Linked DNA regions of Mus musculus: regions 2, 3, 4 and 5 are each linked to region 1. A link is a loop called in an ENCODE intact Hi-C map of the cell type or tissue named here. Cell type or tissue: left cerebral cortex. All regions are shown on one strand. Region 1 has its middle 39 kb from the start of Gm30419. Region 2 has its middle 9.6 kb from the start of Lrfn2. Region 3 has its middle 9.9 kb from the start of Gm30475. Region 4 has its middle 150 kb from the start of Gm24071. Region 5 holds the start of Lrfn2 (leucine rich repeat and fibronectin type III domain containing 2).

The links. A loop is a pair of places that touch in the nucleus more often than their neighbours do. Peaks named below come from ENCODE experiments on the same cell type or tissue, not always from the same donor. Only the 100,000 strongest peaks of a DNase experiment are listed, where the experiment ranks them.
Region 2: a loop joins it to region 1, with 6 times the contacts of the local background. A loop is called at or near these places in 4 of 42 quality-filtered maps.
Region 3: a loop joins it to region 1, with 2.1 times the contacts of the local background. A loop is called at or near these places in 2 of 42 quality-filtered maps.
Region 4: a loop joins it to region 1, with 2.0 times the contacts of the local background. A loop is called at or near these places in 2 of 42 quality-filtered maps.
Region 5: it touches region 1 in a loop (8-fold over the local background); 4 of 42 quality-filtered maps call a loop at or near these places.

The regions. Positions count from the first base shown.
Region 1 is chr17:48,541,699-48,546,698 of GRCm38, reverse strand. No RefSeq gene overlaps it. Among named protein-coding and RNA genes, the nearest start is that of Gm30419, 39 kb to the left of the region's middle. In left cerebral cortex, a CTCF peak has its summit at 2,621 (motif pointing left); DNase peaks (open chromatin) are centred at 969, 3,036, 3,316, 3,742 and 1 more place; H3K4me3 peaks cover 657 bases; H3K27ac peaks cover 1,735 bases.
Region 2 is chr17:48,920,497-48,925,496 of GRCm38, reverse strand. No RefSeq gene overlaps it. Among named protein-coding and RNA genes, the nearest start is that of Lrfn2, 9.6 kb to the left of the region's middle. In left cerebral cortex, no CTCF peak of the experiment used is centred here; a DNase peak (open chromatin) is centred at 2,402; H3K27ac peaks cover 546 bases.
Region 3 is chr17:49,180,021-49,185,020 of GRCm38, reverse strand. No RefSeq gene overlaps it. Among named protein-coding and RNA genes, the nearest start is that of Gm30475, 9.9 kb to the right of the region's middle. In left cerebral cortex, a CTCF peak has its summit at 2,359 (motif pointing right); DNase peaks (open chromatin) are centred at 3,048, 3,953, 4,245, 4,658 and 2 more places.
Region 4 is chr17:48,768,731-48,773,730 of GRCm38, reverse strand. No RefSeq gene overlaps it. Among named protein-coding and RNA genes, the nearest start is that of Gm24071, 150 kb to the right of the region's middle. In left cerebral cortex, no CTCF peak of the experiment used is centred here; DNase peaks (open chromatin) are centred at 1,592, 1,854 and 2,326; H3K27ac peaks cover 683 bases.
Region 5 is chr17:48,929,567-48,934,566 of GRCm38, reverse strand. It overlaps Lrfn2 (leucine rich repeat and fibronectin type III domain containing 2), which reads right to left and starts at 1,985. Exons shown (of 3, transcript NM_027452.3): 1 at 1,749-1,985. In left cerebral cortex, CTCF peaks have their summits at 2,539, 2,739 and 3,412; DNase peaks (open chromatin) are centred at 2,266, 2,555, 2,774, 3,351 and 6 more places; H3K4me3 peaks cover 3,269 bases; H3K27ac peaks cover 2,997 bases.

The DNA.
Region 1 (5,000 bases):
CTTCAGGCCACCAGCCATGATACCTGACTCACATAAAGATGGCTTCATTTTTACCCATTCAAGGGACCTAGCCTGAAAGAAACTAAGGGGAAAAGTTTGACCACATAAACTGGAGAAGTGAATCTGCCACCAGGGGCCACGTGACCTGAGGCAGGCTGCTCCTCCTCCTCATGTCATGACTTTCACACAGAAGAAACCGTCAGCAGAGATCATGTGGTTTACAAAGTAACAAAGCGTTAGTTACCTCACTGTCTTTGTCAGGCAGTGTTGACTGATTCCCTGACCTACAGTGTATTCTGCCTGTGAGTCAGAACAGCTCCTCCCTCTCCCTTTTCTGAGCCTCGGTTTCCTCATCTGCAGAATGGGTCCGATGCGGGAACCAGCAAAGCTCCTGTGTGTGTGTGTGTCAGGACAAGGCAGAAAAATCTGCAAAGAGTGCGATGACTAATTTTCATTGCCACAAATTCACCATGGAAACATATCCGTAAGTGTGTTTACAAGGGCATTTCCAAAAAGATTCAGCTGAGGAAAAAAGGCCCACCCGAATGTGAGCGGAGGTAGGATGTGGACATGCTGTGACAGCCGCCTTCGCACCCCTGTGGCCTCACCACACGCTCTGTGATGAACCCTAAGCCCAAATCGGCCCTTTCTCTCCTGAGTTGCTTCAGTCCGACATATCCCCACCACCACCACCACCCCTCCAGTGAGAAGAAAAGCAGCTGACACAAAGAGACAGTCGCTCGAGCTGCGAAGGAGGGTGTGAAAACGTTGACCGTTCCTCTCACGTCTCTGGCGCCAGGCAGAGCTACGGACTCAAAACTGCACAAGAGCGGACGCCAGGTGTGTGCAGTTCTGGTTCCCACTCAGTCTGAAGCAGAGGACATGCGGCGAAAAGGCTGTGATGCTCCCAGGTACCAATGATGAGGGTTGGGACAGGAGAGTCGGCCCTCGTGGTGCAAGCTGGTCCACCTATAGAGAGCGTGGGGCCCAGTTCCTGTCCAATCCCACACTCCGGCCCCTCCCCTCTCCTCCGCCAATCGCCGGGTACCCTGATGCTCATTTATGTTCACTGGCTTGTGGAACAGCCCGCTGTGTTTGTGAGTTTGCGGAGTTTGTAAGTACCCATAGCCATAGCCGTGCAGAACTCTCTCTCTCTCCAGCACAGACATTTGTCAAAAATGACGCTCCAGTCATCCATGCCACCGGAGACAGTGACAGATGTGCTCTCAGGCTCTGCTGTCCAGGCTGCTGAGGATAGATGAGGCCGCTGGCACCCGCTGAGCTAGTTTGTGCAGGCAAAGGAAGCAGAGACCAGGCTAGAGACAAATTACAGTCAGGTCACTCGCCGTGGCCTCCTTAGGGCTAAGCCTGCTCCACACCGGCCCCACCCAGTACCGGAAACTGGTCCAGACCGGTTGTGCCCTTTGGGTGTGTGTTTGGGATGTGAGTGCAACCACTGACATGATGCCTTTGGGTTGTTATCAGTAACAATATATAACGTTTGAGCCTTTAGTCCTCAGTGACCTGCGATAGGGTCTCTGAAGCTGAGATCAGAAACAATTCCTGCACCATCACACGAGTGCTACAAGCAGACACCAGCTCCAGCACCGGGAAGATGATAAGGCTGTCCCTGGTATGGTAGTATCCCAGCCCCTAACAGCCGTGCTCCCTTCCTTCTTCCTCCAAACCAGCACTGCATGGCTTTCACACACTGTCTGAACCCAGTCAGCCCAGCCCAGAGGTCATTAACCCGTCCTCTCTGTGTCCCGGAAGCCGGCTCCTAGTCCTCCGAGATCGCGTAGCTATGTTTATAACTAGCAAAGGAAACGGACCTCATAAAACCAAGATGTCACACAGGCTCTCTGTGAGTATCCCAACACAGACTGACTGCTTCCCCTCCCCACCCAAAAGAGGATGTGAGGGGAGGTGTTTGTCTGAGGTCTTGCAGGAGTCCCTCCTCCCTTTCTCTAAGTCTTTATTTCCTCATCCATAAAATGGGACAGCAATTGGGCCCACAGACACAAACGCCTGCCCCGCTGAGATGGCTCAGTCAGTCAGTAAAGCGTTTGCTGGGCAAGCATAAAGGACCTCGGTTTGAATCCCTAGCACCCACATAAAAAAAAAAATCTGAATGTTCCCCACATGTGTAATACCTAGTGCTGGTGTGAAAGTAGGGCTAGGAAGACCCCTGGGAGCTATTAGTCAATTAGTTTAGAGAAACAGATGATTTCTGGGTTCAGTGAGAAGCATGTGTTAAAAAAAGGGAGGGGTGGGGGGCAGTGGTCTGGCTAGACAGGCCGGAGGTAAAAACACATATTTACTGCTCTTTCAGAGGACCTGGGTTTGGTTCCCAGTACCCAGGTTGAGTAACTACAGCTCTGGGCAGTGGTTCTCAACCTTCCTAATGCTTCAAACACTTTAATACAGTTTCTCCTGTTGTGGTGACCCTCCCCCCAACCATAAAATTATTTCCATTGCTACTTCGTAACTGTAATTTTGTCACCTTTATGAATCATAATGCAAATATCTGTGTTTTCTTACGGTCTTTGGAGGTTAAGACCCACAGAGAACAGAACTCCTGCTCTAGGGGATGTGATGCCCTCTTCTGGCCTTCAGGGATACCTGCACACACATACCCACACAGAAACATAGGTACACATAATTAAATCTTAAATAATAATAATAATAATAGAGAAAGAATTGAGGAAGGCACCCGGTGTCAAGCTCTGATCTCAACATGTGCACATACACATGTGAACATTTACATATGCATGAGCGCACACACACACACACACACACACACGCACACACACACACTCCAGCATCTGGCAGAGCAGGTGCCTGATTGAAGCCACACACTGTAATTCTCCTCAGTTTCTCAAATGGGAAAAGGGGAGGGGGCAGGTCCCGCCGCATGGAGACTTCCTTCCAGCCCAAATCTTCTGCGTCTCAATGGTCCCACACCCTCTTCTCTGCCCACTCCCGATTCCGTGCGCCTCCCTTCCCTTCAGTGAGCCTGGCTACTGTTTCACTCATGAGTGGGTGGAGGAGAGGGAGCCGCAGAACAGCAGGCATTGCCGCTCTTAATCACCGCAGCCAAGTGTTCTGCAGCAGAGGCTGGGCTCCTGGGACCTGGCCCTTGCTACCACACCTCACACCTGCCTGACCCACCTCACATGCCTTCCCAAGAGCTCAGCTGTGGAGAGAGCAGCCTCACGTTTGCAAAGACCGGCCATTCCAGCCTCCTGAAGTCACGCTGGGACACCCACGCTGGGAAGGAATCGCTCTTGCTGTTCGGGCTCTGTAAACACTTGAAAAGTCATTTTCTTTTTCGATCTGTGGGCAGGATGCCACCCAGCTCAGAAGCATCGTTAAAAAGAGACCTTGACAGATTTTTTTTTCCAGCTTTTTCAGGGGCTGGAGTGGAGTTGGGTGTTGGCTTATGGTTTTCTGTTCTCTCTCTCACTCTCTCTCTCTCTCTCTCACTCTCTCTCTCTCTCTCTCTCACACACACACACACACACACACACACACACACACTCTTTTTGGATAAACACATAGATCAGCATCATCTATATTCATCAGACAGTGTGCCGTGTTCAGTACAAAATTACCCCTGTTTTGCATGATTCTCCCCTTGTGATTAATATAAATGACTTAAGTTAATTATGTTTCTGCTCATGGAAAAATGTATTTGTCAAAGAGCGAAAGCATCACTAAGGAATGCGCGCTGTCGTTCCAAGGAGGGCTGGGTTACAAATGAGCAACCAGGAGCCTGGGAAGGGAGTCGCCCGTCTGGGGGTGTCACCCTGATGGAGTAGGCATGCTTCATATTTACTAGCGGTGACAAAAGCATTCTTCTTAGTTAAACACTCGTGTGCCCTGATGAGGTAGATTGATGTCATTATTATTAACCATAATGATACCTCAGACATCGAGAGAAAGGTTTTTTGTCGAGATCCCAAGCTGAGCTACATGGATCCAACTTCATCTGGGCCTCTCACAGGACATGGATGTTGTGTGCCGTAATAACCAGACCCCCAACTGCCCTGGGAATGAACAGTTTGCAGAAGCAGAAAAGCCAATGCAGGATGTTGGAATATGAGAGGAGAGATGGGAGCAAAGGCAAACCATGGAGAACTCACGGGATCCCAGAGTTAAGAAGGAAGCTGAGACACTAGACCACCCGACTGCATCCCTGGACCAATGTGAAGACTGAGGCCCAGAGAGGGCAAAGATCTTGCCTGGCAGCACACAGCATCTGTGATGGCTTATATGGACTGTCAGCCTGACAGGACATAGAGTTGCCGAGGGATGAACCTGGTTAGGTTAAGTGGGGAAGGAAGGCTCATCTTCCCTGTGGTCTGCACCATCCGGTGGACAGGGTCTAGACTTTAGGAAAGGGAGGACAGAGCCGTGGGGTTCATCACTCTGCTTCCTGCCTGGTGCAGTGTGGCCAGCTGCCTTGCACCCCTGCCACCGTGTCTTCACCGACATGATGAAGTGAGAGTTGAAGGAAGTCCTTCCTTCCTAAGTTGTCTTTGTCACAGCAGCAGGACAGTAACTAAGGCCACCTGAGTGGCAGAGTGGGTGGAAGGTCTCAGGGCTTTGGAATTCACACTCCCTCTTTCTCTATTTCTTTCTTTCTTTCTTTCCTTCTTTCTTTCTTTTTTTCTCTCTCTCTCTTCCTTCCTTTCTTCCTTCCTTCTTTTCTTTCTTTCTTCCTTCCTTCCTTCCTTCTTTTCTTTCTTTCTTTCTCTTTCTTTCTTTCTTTCTTTCTTCCTTCCTTCCTTCCTTCCTTCCTTCCTTCCTTTCGTATAGTCTCTGTTTCTTCTTTATCACCGAGGAGCTAAAGCTTCCTTCCCCTTAAGCAGGTGGCCTGTGGCCCTAACACAGGTGGGTGGTCCCTCAGATCAATGGGGACATCTCTAGATCCCTGACTTTCTCCAGAGTGTGTGAAGTGACCACTCTGTCCCTCTCACTGTGGGCTTTCCCATAAG
Region 2 (5,000 bases), 380 kb before region 1:
CCTGGTCCCGCGTGGGACAACACTGCAGGTTAGTCTAATGCAATTCCCTTGGTGTTTGTGAAAAATGGAAGACATGGACATCATACACTCTGGCAGTGCTGACCAGCTATGTATCTGAACCGTCCCAGCACAAAGCTAGTGCATTTGGCAGAAGAATTCTTCCTTCCCAGTGCAGAAAGTACTTCCAAGCAGATAAAATCTCAAGGGAAGGAGCTGGAGAGTTGGCTCTGCCATCAAGAGGCTCATTGCTCTCACAGGGACTTGGGTTCAATTCCCAGCAATCACAAGGTGGCCTGTTATAGAAATTATTTAATCCAGATCAAGAGTCTCTACTCAGGTTTTGACCCTTTAGTTCCCAGATAAAACACACACACAGCCTTTATATTTGCAATAAACCTTAAACAGCACAAGAGCTGGGTGGATACCTACTTTCTATGCTATTAGAATCTACTTTCCTATTAATAGCCCTGAATTATTACTTACTATTTATTATGTTTCATCTGGGCTGCTCTTAACTTCAATTGACCAGCCCTCAGGGCCATGTTTTTATGGCTCACCTAACCCATGGCAACTTCTCCTTCCTCAAGTCTGTGAAACCCAAACCCTGCCTATGTCTCTTCTGCCCAGATATTGCCTGTTAACATCTTTATTTACCAATCAGGAATAACTTGAAGGCAGGGGCACTTAGGGCTATGTGTGGACTCTATCCTCTCTGAGGCAACCAGTTTGGGGGCCCAATATTAGCATTAGAATAAACACAGCATCAGGCCAACCTACTCCAGTGGCTCCCAACCACCTGTAACCTTGGTTCCAGGGGAGCCAACGTCTTCTTCCATCTTCCTGGGAGCATGTCTGGTATACCTACCTACACCCTGGCAAAACAGCCATATATGTAAGATAAAACTAAAAAAAAAAATCATCTCAAGGGGATGATGATGGCAAGTGAAGAGTTTTTGAGGGACTCGTGGCATTTTGATAAGGAGAAAAATAAGGGAGTTGGAAGTCCAGGTGGGGAGAAGTCAAGGCCAAAAGTTGGGATAGTTAGGGAGATCCAAGGGGCTCATGGTATGCCCAGGTGACAGGCCAGAAGGTTTGTTGGTTAAGGACGTGAATTCTGGAAAGGGACTCTCTCTGGGTTTCAGTTAAAGAGTCCAGCCTCCCACCTGTAAAGGATGGTATTTAAGTAAGTTAAGGAACCACCCACTTTTCCAAACATAAACAGACTAACAAGTGTGAACATGCCCAGGGGTGGATGGGAGTATTGAACGGCACAAATGCCTCCAGAGTGTACTACACTGTGCACGTTCACTGCTTGAAGAGAACCTACAGAGCAAATCTATGTTACAAAGGAGATGCACCAGAGCAGCTTATATAACATGACCCAAACCTGTAATTCTGGCACATGGGAGGCAGAGGCAGGAGGATCAAAAGATTAAGGTCATCCTTGGGTATATAAGGAGTTCAAGCTCAGCCTGAGCTACAAGAAGCTCTGCCTCAGAAACACAAAACTTAGTATCTGGTATAATCTAAGTACCAAGTACTGAGTGCACAGACTCCCTGAGACCCCACATGTCTTCCTTGACATTGTTACTTATCAAGGAGACTGGTCCTGCGGTTCAAGAACAGGGCTTTGGGCAAGTGAGAAGCAGAAAGAAACACAAGGGAGACTCAGACAGGGATACAGCTATGTTCCTGCATTCTAGTTACCCATGGGTCTGACTGGTACATGCAAGCCTGGCCTGCCACTCATCGGAAGCTCATGTGTGAGCTGCACTTGACCAGCTCAGCTGCTGGCTTGCAGGATGGTCAAACGGCAAACGTGAAACGAGGGAGATAATCTTTGATTAAAGTGCCTGATGTGCTCCTGAGTTCAGGCTCCCCAGAACCCCTATAAAAGCGGTGTGCATCTATAACCATAGCACCAGGAGGCCAGAAACAGGCGGCTCTCCAAAGCTCATTGGCCATTCAGTCTAGCCTATCGATCAGATCACCGAGCTCTCAGTCCAGGGAGAGACCCAGTCTCAAAAAAGAAGTATGGAGATCAATAGAGGAAACTCGTGTGCTGTTGGCCTTCACACACGGGATCTCATACACAGGGAGGCCCTCACATGTATGCACACCCGACAAACAAAAAAAAATTTTGTATTAAAAAAAAACAAACAAAGACACCCCCACCCCCACCCCAAAAAAGTAGTGAGCATGGCCTGGCTGATGAGTGGGTCTTGGAGGGAGGGGACTGGCCAGGTTGGATTGTGGGGTTCGGTCAAATTGGAGGTCACTTACCAGTAGCCTTTTAAGAGAGCACATTTCTGCTATTGTTCGGGTAGGGGAACCAGATTGCTAGTGGTTGGGACTTTGTGGGAGGTGAGGAAGCAGAGGCAGTGGGTGTGTAATACTTTTTTGGGGATATCTAGCTGTGAGAAAGGGATGGGAGGAGGGATGGAAGCTCAAGAGAGATGAGTGACAAACAGGCTTTCTGGGGGGGGGGGGAATCTTAGTCAGCTCAAATAAAGCAGCCAGTGTAGAGAGAATGAAACCATCTAGGGGGTTGGGTAGGGGCCTGAAGAAGGAAAAGGAGACTTTTCCCCAGCTAACAGCAGAAACGGACAGAGCATAAGAAGACACCAAATGAGAGTCTGGAGGTGGAGGGATGTGAATCTTCCAAGGCAAGACATATGAATAGAGGAAGTGGAGTTTGAAGCGGGAGTAGCCCCTCGATGGGGTGAGGTTGGCAGCCTGACAGAGGATTTACCCATGATTAAGGAAGGCTGGAGGTTTGTTGCTCACACTTTCTGTGAAGGGGATTCTAAGGGGTCACGGGACCAGTCCTGTGTGTTCAATCTGGACACATCAGGAGAACCAGCATAGGTGCTTTAGAATTTGACATCATCCAGGAGTAAAGATGCATCCCATGGGAGAGACCTGAATCTCCTGAAGTCTCTTGTGGGGATCTGGGTCAGTAGGTGACTGAAGACAAGCAGGGGTACTGGGCAGGTGTCAGTGACTTCATTCTGAATGCAGTCTGGGGGTTCAGTAGATGGTGACAGAGCTGACTCAATTCCCAGCACCGAAACAAAAAAGCAGTGTGTGGTGGTACATGAATCCCATTGCGGGGAAGGGGAACAGAAAGATTTCTGGGGGCTCACTGGCTATGCAGCCTGATCTACTTGGCCACCTCCAGTCCAGGAAGAGAGACCATGTCTCAAAAATAAAGGTGCATGATTCCTGAGGGATACTTCAGGTTGACTTGTGTTCTACACACACACACACACACACACACACACACACACACACACACACACACACACACACACACACAGAGAGAGAGAGAGAGAGGGGGGGGGGGAGGGAGAGGGAGAGAGAGATGGATGGACAGATGGACGGATGGACAAATGGATGGATGGACAGACAGACAGACACGTACCAAAGCAAAAGAAAACCCAGAGCCTAGGGTCTGCTGATTTTGGTGACTATTAAATACTGATGAGACTTGTTTCTGCTCTGTAATGCCATCCCTGTTCCTTACTGCCGTGGACAGTTTGGAGACACCCTTCAAAGCATCTCTTTCCTGTTGGATTCTTGCCACTTTCATTTACCTGCACATGTATGCAGGGTGCAGTGCAATAGGCTCAGCACACATGTGTTGTGGGAAATAAACCAATCAGGGCTGTTATCATTTTGTTTCCTGACATTTGTGTCCTCTCTTCATGTTGCCTTCAGACTCCTGCCTTCTAGCTCATTATGAAATGCACAGTAAGTGACTATGGGCTGTCTTCTTGCTGGGCCATAGATCCACACTACTCAACCTCCTGAGCCCTTTGGAGTCAGTCCATTTTGACTTTCTAGTGAACACTACTTATGTGAGAGCAGAAGACAGGAAGAGAATAGTGCCGTGTTTTAGTTTCCAGTGTCAGCTCCTGAATCTCACCCCAGCTTTCCCAGTGGACTACCCATGTCAGAGAGGATGGGATCCTGGGATATTGGTGACCACACTTCTCTGTTGACTGTGCCACCAGTCATGGAGTCCCGAAGCTTCCACTCTCTGAGTGACAGCTGTTAGTCAGCCATTTGTAATGCTTCCAGTTTATAAGCTCTTCCATTTTGGTTGAACGGTGACAGTTCCCAAAGCTACAGTCATTTGTTGTCCAGAACTAAAGCAATTTGTTTTTCTAGATTCTTCTTATACCCCCAACCTGATCATAGCTGATTCAGAGACAGCCTGACTCTAAGTATATACACTGGGCTATTCGTCAACTGTGAGGCATGGAATGGCCCCCATTCCTCTAAAACCTATAAAAAGAAATCCCCTTCCTCTGCCATGTGGGCCCAATCTCTCCCTAAATGTCCCACTGTGCTGTAGCCCACCTGCCAGCCTATGACATCAATAATGGTTCTAGCAAACCTCTTACCTGAAAGGAAAATTTGCCTCAGTGCTCCCTAGAATCCCAAATCTGAAAACCTTCCCCCTCTCTCTGATTTTAAACACTTGCCACATTTGATGTGAGTTCCTTGTTAAATTTCCTTCTAAGACAATTAGAGTGTTTTCTGCTTTCTAGAAAAGATGGCTTTGCCATGTAGCAGAGCCCAAGATGGGACTGAACACCTGGGTGGATGGAGATGGCTTAGGATGAAGGCCCTGGGAAGGATCACTGACCACTGGGATGGGCCACTGACCACAACTACAGGAGAGTAAAAGACTCCAAGTATGGAGCTCTGATGAGGCCCAAGAAGAACTCTCAAGCCCCTGGAAGACTCTCTGGGGTATCCAGCTATTCTCTCTCTCCCTCCCTCCCTCCCTCCCTCCCTCCCTCCCTCCCTCCCTCTCCCCCCTCCCTCCCTCCCTCTCTCTCTCCATCCCCCTCTCCTTCCCTCCTTTCTTCCCTCCCTCTCTCACTCTCCCTCCCTTCCTTCTTCTCTCCTCTCTCTCTCTTCCCCACCTCCCTTTGCATTGTATGTGTTCTGATGCACTGAAATCCAGAGGAAGATGTTGGACATCCTGG
Region 3 (5,000 bases), 640 kb before region 1:
ACAAACCTGAGGACAGCTGGGAAAGCTTATCCTGATGGGCCATGGGGAGGGCACAAGGGACAGCTGGGATGAAACTGTCATTTCTACTTGGTTCTAAATGAAACCATGTATTTTTTTTTTATTAAAAAAAAAAAAAGATGGTCTCTGTATAGCCCAAGCTGGCCGCAAATTAATTACCTAGGCTAGGAGACTGAAGTTGACCTTGAACTTGTGACCCTCTGTCTCTACCTCCAGAGTGTTGGGATTGATTATAGGCATGCACCACCATATCTGGTTTATGCAGAGCGGGGAATGGAAGAGATCATGGAAACATGCATGCAAGGCACACACACACTATTAACTGACCCCGTCCCCAGATGTTGTTTAAGCACAACACAGCCAACCTGCAGCACTCGCATACAGTTGCTATGGGCTACAAATATTTCTCCCAGGAGCCATCAGACCCTTGCTCTCCCACAGGTCCCTTGGCAGCCTTCACCTGGTGTCCACTTTTCGGCGTGGGACTGTGACCTTTATGGACACCCAGGGATGCCTTAATGGTGGCAGTCCAGCTGGTCGGGGGCGGGGGTGGGGGGGGCTGGAGAAAGGGAAGCACGAAGCTGTTGTCCCAGTGGATGAGACCAGTTCGGAGCATCTCAGTTGAGTTATCCCGGGGCATCCTAAGGAAAAACCATTTGTTCAGAACATAAGGCAAAACTTCTAGACGTTAAACCCAGGCCTCTCACATCCAGGAGGAGGAGAGGAGAAGACCCACGGGTACTCAGAATAATAAGAGAAGGACCAGGCTGTTCTATGCTGGGATGGGACCCAGAAAGGAGAAAAACCAGGCATGCAAGGCGGGGTTCCAGCATCCCACAAGCACTTGGCCTTCTCCAGGAAGCTAATTTTAGCTGTCACATTTAAGAAGGATTTGGAGGTTCTGGAGGGGAGCCAGAGCCAATAAGAAAAATGATGAAAGGTTTTTTGAAAAAAAAAAATTTAGAAGGTATAGGAAAAGCCCAAGGGATGTGGGAGTTGAGTGGGTGGAAGGAGACAAGAGGATACTCACAGTTCTCTAGTGTGATACAGAGATAGAGCCAGAGGACATGGGTTTGCACTGCAGCAAGAAAACATTAAGTTATACTGTAGGGAGTAAACTGTGGTTGAACAAGGCTTCCCTGGAGGTCTGGACCTTCTGTAGTCTCATCAAGGACCAGGCTCTAGACAACTAAAGAACGTGTAGTCGTGGAAGTGGTGCAAAGGGGAGTCGAACAGCATCATGGGCCAGAGGAGGCAGGAGAGAGTTGCCAGATCTGCTGTGGGGCATTGTATAGCCCAATGCCCCACAGTCTGCCTGTGTGTGTGTGTGTGTGTGTGTGTGTGTGTGAGAGAGAGAGAGAGAGAGAGAGAGAGAGAGAGAGAGAGAGAGAGAGAGAGAGATGAGAGGAGGGGGTTAGGGATACAGGATCCACTAAGAGCTGCCCAATATGGGTGCTGGGAACTGAACTTAGTTTTTTTTACATAACAGTACATGCTCTGACCTCTCCAGCCCCTCCACAGGATTTTAAATAAAGGTAAGACTGGATGACGTTTGTGGTCTGAGGGCTAATCAAACACTCACGTGCAAAGAGCCAGGCTTTAGAATCCGGTGTCTATGTCTTGGTCCCCCAGGAAGCATCTCATGTGAGAGAAAGTTCTAGCACAGAGGAAGGACTGGAAATGTCATGGAGGGTTAGGGAGCTAACCCATCCAATGCCAGCCTTCTCGAGAGTTCCATGGCTCATTCCCCATACCTGACCACCAGAGGGAAAGGGAAAGTCTAGAGTTCAGGGGCCAATGCCATGGTGGGGTCTTGGCCAATAGGTGCAAGGAAAAATGAGAGACACATGCTTCCTGTCTACTGAGTTGGGAGGGAAATGGAGGCACACGGGGACTTCCTGCCATTCTGAGGAGAGAGACGTGAGGAGGCAGCATCGAGGTACAGGGATGTTAAAGTGAGGTTTTGTGGGAACGCTTTCTGAGTTTCAGGTCCTCATGCACCTGCCTGGACTGAACGTCAATCTCTGGATCTTTGCCTCTTACACAGTGTAAACAATCAGACTCCTCTGTAGGACTCCACTAATAACCCTGCGTTCTGGGAATTCTGCCTCCCTCCTCCAGCCCAAGAAGGCTCCCACTACAGGGCACAGCCCAAGGAGCTGGGCCTACCCTCGGAGGACATGGCTTCAGCTCCCTTGCATCCACAGAGAAGCTCGTTTACAGCTGATATGTTGTCCCATTTCCCTTCCTCTTCCCCTTCCCCCAACCCAGACACTGGAAGGTTTGTTCCTGGGATGCCCCTGGACTTCCCTGCTGATGTCACCCTGCACCTGGTCACTAGAGGGCGCTAAGACCTCACTGCCACCCTTCTTTAATATAGGTGGACAGACTCCAAGTGGGGAAATCCCTGCAGGGTTCACGGGGTGACTAGCCAAAAGGTAGATGAGAATATATGCCCAGGAGGCTGTGCTTGTCACTACATTGGCAAACTACTTGCCTAGCATGCACAGGGCCTGAGTCCTGTCCCTGCACTGCCTAAGCCTGAAGGGGCAGACCACAGCTGCAATCCCAGCACTCCAGAGGAAGATGTAGGAAGCTTAGAAGTTCAAAGTCATTTTCAGCGACATGAGAAATTTGGAAATCATCCTGAGTTACACATGCCCCTGTCTCAAACAAACACAGAACTATAAACTGTCATAGAACTTTCAATTAAAAACCTATGGCTTATAGGACAGGATAGAGTAGAGGGTGGGACATTCAGGGGGCAGAAAGAATTCTGGGATAGAGCCAGGTGCTGAAGATGACCCCAGAAAGATGTGCTGAGACGGACACATGGTACCTGAGCATAGGTAACCAGCCACATGGCAGAATGTAGGTTAACATAATTGGGTTATTTTAAGTAATGATCTGATAAGAGAAGAGCCTAGCTATATGGCCAACATATTTGCAAATGTATTTTGAGTCCGAGTCTTATTTTGGGGAGCATGGGACTGGAGGAAGAATCAGACCTAACTTCTACAAAGAACATGTGCCAGGTGCTGACGGATTGAGAAGGGTGTGGGGCCCTGTGTACCATCCTTTCTACCTCCCTGCTACTTGGGCATCGGCTGCACATTCAGTAGGGGTCTCAGGGTGTTCTAGAAAGTTCCTGGAGAGTGACTTGGAAGTGGGCAGGTGAGAGAAGGAAGAGCATTGGAGAAGTTCTGTCAGTCGGAACAATCGAGCAGAGGCCTGAAGGCTGGGAGGACAGCAGCTGTCAGGTCAGACCGAGAAGTGGCCAGAGCTCATCAGAGTGGTCACTGTCAGGGCTCCAGGCTCTGCCTCTCTCTATTGTCTGCCTGAGGAAGGCTGGAGCATCCCTTAGCCTATGCTAAGCTGTCACTCACTGCATTCTCTCATTGTACCCTGAATGTCCTCTGTCATTTAGGTCATTACCACTTCAGAGAGCATCTGCCCTGAAGTAATTTGTACTATGTGTTTCTATGTGCACGTATACATGTATGTGAGTACATCCGTCCACATGTTCATGTATGTTTTCATATGCGTGGTGGAAGCCAGAGGTTCACAAGAGTATCTTCCTTAATAGCCCTCCACCCTACTTTTTGAGTCAGGGCTGCTCACCAAACCTAGAGCTCACCAATTCAGCTAGATGGCTGATGAGCAAGCCCCAGGGATCCAGCCTCTGACTTCTCTTTGCTGGGATCATAAGCATGTGCTGCCCACATCTGGCTTTCACACAGGCACCAGGACTGAGACTCAGGTCCTCATGTTTGCACGGTGAGTGATCTATCAACTGAGCCATCTTCCCAGCCCCATCTGTGTCAAGGACATCCTAGAAGCATGGATGGCCTGGGTCCCAGAACAGTAAGCAGCAATCCTAGCTGACATCCATGGGTCCTTGGCCTGGGTCTTATGGCCTGGGTCTGCATGACAAGAAATGGTGCAGAAGCTCCCTGCAACCTGCTGGGATCTGTCAGGCTGGCACTTGCCACTTTCAAACATAGATTTTCTAAAAATGGCATTTTTTCCATTACCAGGGTAATGCATGCTCATTATTTTCAAACTCAAACAATAGAGAAATTTACAACACCGAAAGGGGCAGGGAGAAGCTCTCATCCTATCTCCCTCTCCCTGAGATAACTGTTGGTAACAGTGTGACGGAGATTTTTCTAACCTTCCCGGGAGTTTGCAAATATAGACGATTGTACCTTTTTAAAGATGGAATTAGGCTTTTCTGTGATTTGCTTCCCTCACTTGGCACTCAGTCACGAACAGCCTTTGATGTTCACCCGATCCACATGAGTACTGGCTATCCCACAGGCTGCCCTGAAAACCAGGCTCTGCAAAGCATGCTGCCCCAGGCCCCTTGATCCCCGAGGACTGCTGGAAGCTGGGGTGTCCAGCATAGCTCCCCAGGACCACACCTGCCCACACACTCCTGCTCTTTCCCTCCCAGCAGCCTTCTCTCCACCCTCAGCCTCCGGAACTTTAAGGGATGGATTTCCGTATCATTTCTAATACATCAGGGAAATCCCAGCAAGACAGATCACCGGGGCCTTTCTGCTGTTTTTCCTGTGAGCTGATAAAGTCCTGTCAGTTGAAAAATCAAGGCTCACATGCTCTCTTTTCGTTTTCTGAGGAAAGAGGCTCTGGTCCTTAACAGCAGCCTTGTGGGGGTGGATGGTGAGGGTGGAGGGGAAGGTAGGGAACCTGCTGACCCAAGAGTCTCCAGAAATAGCTGAGCATCTGGGCTGGGGGTGGCGGATGCCATACAGGGATTCAAACAGCACCATCCCTTGGCCTTTCCCTAGGCAGCATGTGGTCCAGGACCCCAGCCCCAGTATCCCCAGAGGCCTGATAGAAAACACAGAATTCTGGGCCCACAACACTGGGATTGAGAATCTGCATTTTAACAAGATCCCTTGGGGATCCCTCTAAAGCCAGCCCCTGGCTTCTATTCCAGAGGCTCTGTTGATATGTGT
Region 4 (5,000 bases), 230 kb before region 1:
GGGATCCTAGCTTTGTGATCTTCAGAGATTAACGTCCACATGGGGGTAGCTTTTGTTTTGTTACAAATCCTCAACCCCCACATCCAAGGGCATTACTTCTGTTTAGAATGCCCTCTCCCCCACACTTTCCCCACCTTTTCTCTCTGGCAAACTTCTACTCATACTCCAAAGCCCAGTTACAATGTTACCCACTTTCTGAGTTTTTTTTCCTCCCAACCCCAGTTATGCAGTGAACTGCTCATTTCCTGGGTCTCTAAAGCCCTTTCTGGGATCCCACTGGGCCCTTGGGACATAGACATCTGCTTCTTTCCCTGACCATGGGCACCTCTCAGGAGGAGACTATCAGACAAACCTAGCAGCGTATCTATCTAGCCCAACAACTGATTCAGTGAGTTCAGCTCCCCTGTCAGTAGACACACAAGGAGAGGCCAGTCTAAGAGTGACCACGGGATTTGCAGTCTACTTTCTGGAAGTCTTTTTCAGGTGAGGGATTGTGACCCCAGGGAGACAGCTTTCTCCCCAGCCATGTTCATATCTCTAAGGACCCCCAGTTGTTACTCTGTCAGGATAGCCATATCTAGAAAAGGAGACTCTGTGGGGAGGGGTGAGGTGATCTAGTAGGCCATCTTTCTCTGTGGGTCCAAGGTTAAAAAATGAGCCCCAAGCCTGAGCCACCTATCCTGGTCTGTTCCACCTTCCGTTCTTCCCAGTGGATTGGAGGTGATACAAACCACAACACTTCACTTCAGGACCTGTCAGCTCCAAGACAGAAATCAGGATTGGGTTCTGATGATGGCTAGGGCCGGACAGTACTTACTGCGCAAGCATGAAGCAATGGCTAGGACCAGACAATACTTACTTCACAAGCGTGAGGATCTGAGGTAGGATCTTCAGCACCCATGTAACAAACAAACAAGCAAACAAAAACCTTGTCCACAGACGTGTGTGTAAGAAGACATCGAGCAGACAAGAAGACCCCCGGGCCAGTTCAGCCTAGCCAGATCAGCTGACGTCAAGTCTGGTGGAAGATCCTGTTTTAAAAACATATAGTGGAGAATTATTGAAGAAGACACTTCAGCCTCCACACACACATACACACATACATACGTGAACACACATGTACACACATGCACATGTACACACATATACACGGGGGCAGAATAGGGGAGGAGGTTGGGATTTGACAGGATTCGGTGATTTGACAGGGCAGCTATGGTTCATCCTCAAGGGTGGTCGCCATGATTTGTAGGGAATTGTCAGCTGGAGGGAAAAACTGCCCCCGCAGATGTTCCAGTGTGTATGGCTAGGAGACAGTAAATGGTGAGACGAGGAACACAGGTGAATACAGACAAAGGCGACTGAGTTACAGGATGAAGGTCTGTCTGAAACACGGGGCAGTGGGAGGTAATCAGAGAGGGTGGGGAGCTACCTGCTTGGGCTGGTACATGCCCAGTATGTGAGTCCTCTCTCTTGATGCTTCCTGGCAGCCCTGCGCTGTGGCTCTGTATGTGTTTCTGTTTGGCAGGAGGAAAAGAGAGGCGGAATGAAAATGGGACAGGACATTCAGAGATGAGCGACTAATTTTCTGTTAATGGGTGGTTGCTTGGCAACCCAGCCTCTTTCTCTCGCTCTCTCCTCTGCTTGTTGCCCTCCAAATTGGACCATGGAATTTTCAGTGTTAAAGCACCTCCCATAGAAGTTCAATTCTGTGACAGCTGGACCTGTCACGGCCCTGCCCTACCCTGTCACTGTCCTCTGCTGTCCTGTGAAAGAATAGAACTGAGCACAGGGCATGGAGAACCAGAGCCCCAGATGCACACACAGCCTCCCAGAGTCTTCCCTGCCTCGCCTACCATCTAGCTATAAGCAAACCTACACAACTCGTGCACACACGTGTTCATAGCGCACATGGGCACAAATGCTTACTCCCATAGAACAATAATAAACCGCGACTCAATCTGCTTGCCCATGCGTGCCAGGCATTTTACTACACGTTTTATATTAATGCCCTCCATTCCTCTTCCCCGTGGCTTTATGCAACACATTAGCAGCCTCATTATGTAAAGAGGAGCCAGGAACTCATGCCCGGGAACCAGAGCACTCATGTACAGATGTCATGGAGATCACACAGGGGGAGACTGCCTGAAAATGAACCCACCATGGTCTAAGTCTAAATCCTTCACTCCTGGTACCCACTCCCACCCTTACAGCAATGCCACCTGGAAATTGGAAGCCTGTGAACAGAGATCTGTTTCTTTTCTCCGATCTTCTCCGAGGCTTCAGTGAGAGCCCCATTCTCTGTCATCCACCCACAAGAGCCAGTGGGCCTGGGACTAGTGGAAGCAGTCTGTGCCTTTGTATAGGGACAGAGAGTGAGCACGGCATGTCTAGTGTCCCATCTGTCCCAGATGATTCAGAGACAAATCCACTACTGTCACCAAGAGACAATAAATATTTCTCAACCTTCCTTGCAGTAGGCAGGGGTTGCCAAAAGAATACAAGAGGGAATCGATGGGTGTCCCTTATGATGAGACATGGAAGAAGGTCTCTCAAATAATGGGCACTTTTTTTTTTTACCACTCCTGTTTTTTTCTACTCTCTGTCTGGAATGTCAGATGATTGGAAAGCAAAGAGAAATAGGTAGTCATCCCAGGTTATGAGGTAAACTTGAGGACAGAAAAATGAATAGAGACTTGGACATGGGGAGGACCTCTGAATGTAGAAAGAAATTACAGACGTGGGAGGACCTAGAGAGCCTCATGAATAGATTGTCAATGTCATGAGTGAGAAAAGCAAACTTAAATTTATATAGACCACTAGCATGCATGCATATATACATATACATATACATATACATATACATATACATATACATATACATATACATATACATATACACATACATCATATACATCATATACATCATATACATCATATACATCATATACATCATATACATCATATACATCATATACATCATATACATCATATACATCATATACATCATATACATCATATACATCATATACACATACACATATACATGTGTGTGTGCGTATGTTTTCTATCATACAAGGAAATCAGTACAAACAGATACAACTGGTCTTGAAATAGAGAAGGTGCTGAGAACCCTGGAAGAAGAGAGAGGTAAGATCATCCACCCCCTGTTTGTGTCTGAGCAGTCAGGGTCTGTTTGTCTCTAGCAGCAGCCAGGGCCTCCCCATCGTGCCCATCTTCCAGCAAAGTTGCTCTGTTGACCTCAGGCTTTTCTTCCCTGTCCCTCCTGCCACCCCTTTCCACTGAGTCATGCCAGCAGCTCCTCCCCTCCCCCCTCCCCCTCCCCCTCTTCATGAGACCTGAGGTTTCCTCCTCAGTGTGCAGGTCAGAGTGATAAACCAGAGCCTCAGGTCAGCAGTCCACAGGGCCCAGGGCTGCTATGTCTCTGCTTGGCCTCTCACATTAGAGATAAGGAAAGAGGGTAAGGAGATACCCGGAAGATGAACCATGCTGAAGAGTGAGCCCATGTGAATGAGGAGTACAGATGGGCAACGGTAGGCCTGGGGGGGCCAGAGTGCAGACTTGCAATGAGATGTTTAAGCTAGAAATAAGTTGTGCCTCTTAGCCAGAAAATAAGATGTGGTTTCACTGGGCTGTCGCTGTGACTGCTAACATCCGTTGTAGCTTGACAAAATTTGAAATCACTGAAAGGATGAACCTCTGGGCTCCATGGAGTTCTAGATTGAGTTGATTGAGGTGAGCAAGTTGCACACTAAATGCAGGTGGTACCATCTTGTGGGCCAGGGGCCTAGGTTGAAGACAAGAAAGAGAGTGAGCTGTGCACTGGCATTCATTTCTCCCTCTTTCCTGACTGGATGCAGTTATGACCAATCACCTCATGCTCCTGCTGCCGTGACTTCCCCACTATGGTAGACTGCACCCCCAAACCAAGAAGCCCAAAGCTAAGCCATCTCATCAGCTGCTAAGTAGCATCTTATAAGGTATCCTTGTCACAGCAATACAGAAAGGGAGTAACACATACTCTGAGGTCCTTCCGACCTGACATTCTACGTCCATGGTCCCTGGTTTGGGGGGAGGGTTGTTATTGGGTACACACTGCCACTCACCCTACTCGATGCCAGCATGCCTACTCGGTATGCTGGAAGACCCAAGCCCATCCTGTGTCCCCAGCTCAGTAGAAGTTGGACTCCCCAACTCCTAGATCCCTACTCTTCCAGATATCCATGAACCTTGACCTTCATTGCCTCATATCTCTCAGGTACCCAGTTTAGTGTGACCCTGACGGGGCACTTCCTCATCACCCCACTGTAGACTGTACCCTGTCAAACTCTATTTACTTCCCTGCTTTGGCTTCTCCCCCTGATAAGTGTGTGCTTGCTGGCCTGATGATGCTCTTTCTCTGGACAACTTGAACCCCAGGAAGACAGAGACGTCACCTGTCTGGATACCTGGAACGTCCTGATATTATTAAACTTGGGGTCTGGTCACCTATCCTCAATAAGCCAATTAAAAGGGCCAAACTGAAAGTAGAAAGCAGAAAAGATTTATTCAATGTGACCATGTTGGCAAGAGGGACAAATATCTAATGAACCACTCAAGACTGTTTTTAGGGTCCTGAACTGAGGTCAAAGTTTAAATAGAGGGTCTAGGATGTGCACAGCTAAGCAGTACTGGTCAAAATGGGTTCCCACCCACCATTGACCCATCATTGTCTGGTCTTTGGTCTCATCCTGTAAAGTGGTCTGATACGTTGCTGGAACTGTGTGAAATCTCATGGGAGACAAGTTCACCATCCAGCTGGAATTTCCCTTCCTCCAGCCTGAAATTCCTGGAGAGATGACATTTCTTTGGAGTCCATTATTTCAACAGTCTGATAGTAAGATTGGGAGACACAAGGGTCTCTTTACAGTGGCTTTCTTTTACCAGACCTCTTCCGCCCACACCCGACATAGTAGACATGTTAATGACAGCTGAATAGCTGA
Region 5 (5,000 bases), 390 kb before region 1:
AGGAGCTGTCCCTGGGAGCTGGCCTACCGAGGAACATCGCTAGAAGCTTCACCAGAAGTGATGGGTTTGCTGCTTGTGTTCTGGGGTTGAGGGCAAGAAGATTAGGAATTACCATTGGGGCAGGAATTAGACCAGAGCTGGACGGCTAGGGAAGGGGGCCTGCAGCAGAGCATAGGAGGGAGGGGAGAGAAGGGCCATATAATTCTGTAACCCCTGCCTACAGCAGAGGGACAGGATGTACCACAGTCCATGGGGGTGGGGTGGGGAGAGGAGCAGCACTGGGTCAGGAAGGCTTGACACTTTAAGCACAGGTCTTCCAGGCCCAACCCTCTCTCACTTTCTGCCTCTGACAGGCTCCCTAAACCCGTCCCACTGCCCTGTTGGCTGCATGGCTTGCTATTTTTCAACTCTGTCTGAACCCAGGACATGGGACAAAAGCCTAGTTTATTTGCTTGCATCCACCAGCCTTCCTGATGCTCAAGCAAGAGTTTCCACCAGGCCCCCGCCCAAGTGCATCAACCCACCTCTGTCCTGAAACCTGGAACTCCACAGCTAGCTTGGAGGTTACCTGGTTACTTTCTTCCTTAGCTGGGTTTCCACTCTGCCCCAGGGGTCAGATCTTTCAAGCCACAGACAGACAAACAGACAGACAGACATGGACAGACACAGACAGACAGACAGACAGACACACATGCAAATGCACTGCTTTAACCAGGACAGAGGGCTAACATTTCTAGGCATGCATGTGGCTCCAGCTCAGAGGGACAGGCTCTGACAGCCCTCTCCCTGCAGGTGTCTGTCCGTCTGCAGCTGTTTCTGAGTGTACTTGGCATGAGTCGTGCTCGGTTCCTCTGCAGGCTTTGCCTGATTCCTGCTCTCTCTCTCTCTCTCTCTCTCTCTCTCTCTCTCTCTCTCTCTCTCTCAATCTCTCTCTCTTTCGATGATGTCTGGACTCCTTTCCCTGGAACCCAACGCTTCTGTCCTTTGTGCTCTCTGTGGGGAAGGTGGGGAGCAAGGCACTGCCCTCCTCCTGGGAGCTGTCTGCTGGTCTCGGTCTCAATTCTTGCTCAGGCCAGCCTTAGAAGCAGGGCAGGGCTGAGTGAGAGACAGAGGACTACCAACATGGGCATGGCTAACACCGGCTTACATACTGCTTTATCATGGCATTCTCAGCAACCCGAGTGGGCACACAGAGTCCTCCTGATCTTGGTTAGATCTGCCTGAGGCCAGGATAGGGTCCCTGCAACCATGCCTCCCTCCCCTCCTCCACGGCACTCCATCGCTGCCCCCCCCCCTGTCTCCACCCCACCCGTCCAGGAACCAAGCTCCTGAAGACCCCAGAATAGTCACCCAGACCTCAGCACCGTCCTAGCCAGGCCTGGCATGTGCTAACACGCAACAGCATGGTCTAGCGGCAAAGTTCTGCATTCAAGGATTGCCTTTGTAGGAGACTGAGGTCTCTTTCTCCAGCTTCCAAGCCTAACCCAGACCGGTCTGAAGCCTCACCAGGACCCGCTCTCCTCCCTCCCCATCAGTTTCTCCCCTTCCCCCACTCTATCAAAACACAATATAGAAGGAAGGATGGAATAGAGAAGGCATCCACAGGAGTCTATAGGATGGAGGAAGTCCGCAAGTGAGGCAGGAAAAGAGGCAAAGTTCCCCTGTTCCCCCAGGTGCGCACATCCCTGCGCCCATCTCCCGCGGACACCCAGCGTCGCCAAGACGCAGCAGCAGCGACAGCCACTCACCTGGGCAAGGCGGCATCTACCCGTGGCGGGGAGGCTCCAAGGCCGGCTCCGCAGGGCGCCCGGGCTCCTTGGCTCGGCCACGCATCCTTCCTGGCCGGAGACAGGCTCACGCTAAGCGCTCCAGCTGCAGCGATCCAGCGAAGGCAGGCAGATGGTGGCCTCGGACCATCCACGCGGGGAGAGCCCTGAGCAGCTTATTCAGTTATATCCATGGCATTTAGCAAGAAGAAGGGGCGGGAGGGGGAGTACAACTTGTGCTCTTCTCTTCCAGATTTTAAAAAAATAAGGGGGAAAAAGGATAAAAAAAGATAATCCCTTCTAGGAAGATGAGGGTAGGATTTTCCTTGTTGAAGAACCCCCCTGGCATCCCCAGGAACCTGCAGCCTCTTGGAATGTGGGATGTCTTCAAGTTCAGACCAGTCTGTCGTGTGTGTGTGTGTGTGTGTGTGTGTGTGTGAGCAAGGCACTCACACCCACAGGCACACACACACATACACTCCCCCGCACTCCCCGCATGCACACCACTGGCCCCCCCCACGCGTGCGCGCAAAGCGCTCTCTCTCTCTCTCTCTCTCTCTCTCTCACACACACACACACACACACACACACACACACACACACGCAGCGGTCGCACGCACGGATCTGTGAGGATGCTGTGCGGGTTATGCAGGCAGCTGCGGCCAGCGGTGCAGACAGCCTTAGAAACCCAAGGCGCCCCAGGACTCCGAGGCAGAGCGAAGCGCTCTGTCCCCGCCGGGCTCTCCAGCACTGCAGCCCCCAGTGGCCGCTGGCGGAGCTGCAGTAGCTCCGGACCCCAGATCCTGCTTCAGCCGGGATCCACAGCCCCGGAGGATCCTCGGTTCTAGCAGCGTTGGTTCGGAGTAAATGGGTTGGAACTGCAGCCCAGCGGGGCCGCGAGCCCTGAGAACCCCGAGGACCCGCTTGATCCGCCGCGCAGTGACACGACAGCTCCTGCGCACGGTTATCCCCGCGGCCAGGTCGAGTCCGTACTGCCGCCTCTCGTGCAGAGTACGCCTTGCACACAGCTACCAGCCCGCCGCCTGCTGGAGGAAAATTGGACCGCGTTGGCTCGGGGCTGCGGGTGGGGTTGGTGATGGGAGGATCGTGCCCACCCAGCCCTGAACCCAGCTAGGAGCCATCACTTTGGCTCCTATAGCAACCCGTGCTAGTTGCACACGACACACACGACAGACTTTTCCTGAACATTTCAAGACTGTCTAGGCGAATGGAAGCTCTTGTTTGACAGCCCAGCAGACCATCCTCCTCCACCCACCCTCACGTGACATAGTACGATTCCGAGGTTCTAGATTAAAGCGAAATGTCTAAGGCACGTGGTAGGTAGCAGAGTAATCACTCTGGGCTGGTCGTAGGCTTAGAATCACCAAACTAGTTCAGCAGAGTCTTAGTGGCCTCTGGGCTCTCAGTGGCCAGTTTCTGGGGAAGGTAAGCCTAGGGTTTGAAGTGCCGCCGTATATTTCCCTGTAGAGGACATGAACTGGGGAATGCCGATGTTGCTCCAGCTCTTAAAACCAAGGGCAAAGAGCATGCCTCGATTCATGTCTGCTTTCGCTTGTTCCGTGCACCTGTCCCAGATACCCACAGGGAGGCACATGTGTCATGTGGATTATGTCTCTGTGGTCCAACAGTGGCTCGGCTAGACAGGGCTGTACAGAAGAACCTGTCTCTTGCCTATCTGGGCACCCCAGCTGGGTGCATACCTACTGAGGCGCAAACAGCGAGGGAGGTCTCCTGCAGGGCAGGAAGGAAACTGTCAGATTGGTACGCCACAAAGACCCTTGGTGACAAGCTCTTCCCTGCAAAGATTCTGGGTAGCCTGACAGAAAGGAGGTATGGTTAGGATGCAGCTCAGGGTGTAAGGGGTGGGCTGGCCCTGGAAAGAGGGAAGGTGACTCCAGGAAAGAGGCAAGCAGGAGCAGTGGTAGAGGTGGGAAAGAGAGGAAGACATGAATTGCTGAACCTGAGAGAACATGAAGAAAAGAAGGGGACACAGGGGCAGGAAAGAGGCACCTGCTCAGAGCATTCCTCTTTGGTTACCTGGGTTTTGCATAGTGTCATAATTAAGAACTATATTACTATAATGAACATAATAATTTAAAAATGAAACTAAATAGAATAATTTTTAAGGTGGATAGAGTGGAGAGGGCATGCAGTCTGAGGTAATGTCTGAATTCTCCCGATGGGGCGGGGCTGAAGGCTAGACTACTCTAAGTAGACTCATCTATGAAAAGATGGCACTGGAAGAGCAAGGTTAGGCACAGGACCGGACAGAGCTGCATTGAGAAAAGGAAAGATGTTAGAAAGACAAAGACAGAATGGAAGGAAACAATAAAGAAACACTGGGTGTGGGACAGGGCACAGCTAAGACCTCGTTCCTGGAAGAAAGCCAACACAGCTACTCTAAAAGAGACAGAACCCAGGTCCTGAGTAATTTAAAGGATAATTCTATAGGGATTGCCTCAGCATGAACTGAGTTTGGGGACTGGACTTAGATGTCCTAGGAGTTTACTGTGGTTTTGAGATGTGTGATAGACACAGTGAGTCTCTCCCCTTACAGGGGTTGAATGTGTCTAAGACATTTCCAGCTGGAGGGACCTCTGAGCATCCTTGGAAGATGGGTGAGGTCCTGTATGTATGTAGGGAGATCAAGAGATAACCACTCTGCTGCCTATCTCTCTGCCCATGGGCCAAATGAAGACTTCTTGGGTCCTTGGGCGAACCCAAAAGGTTATATAAGAGTAGCTGCCTGGCTACCAACCACAGAGGTCAGCCAAGGGTAACTGAGGGTCATTCATTCTATGTATGTGGGAGGCGGAGGGGGCTGCACATAAGCCGTGTGTCAATAGATTCTTCTCTATGCCCACTCTTCTGAATAGCATGTGACAAACAGCTTCAAACCTCTGTCTTCTGTTTTCCTGGTCCTTTGCTGTGGCTAGACACCCCCCCCCCGCCCTGGAATCACCATGCTAAGTATATTAATATATTTTTAGCCTCTTTGTACTTTGTTTTCAAAGCTAAGATACTGAGATGCATATCCAGAAACGACTGCCCAGAGAATGCCCACTGGACAGACACTTTTAGATACATACAAGCATTCTTCTCCATTTCTGGGTGGTGGAGGATGGCTTGTGCTACATGCTGAACTTTAAGACTGTCCTCCACTCTTTAGTAAGACTCCAAACCCACTGTGGAGAAGGGTCAGGCTCGTTCCCA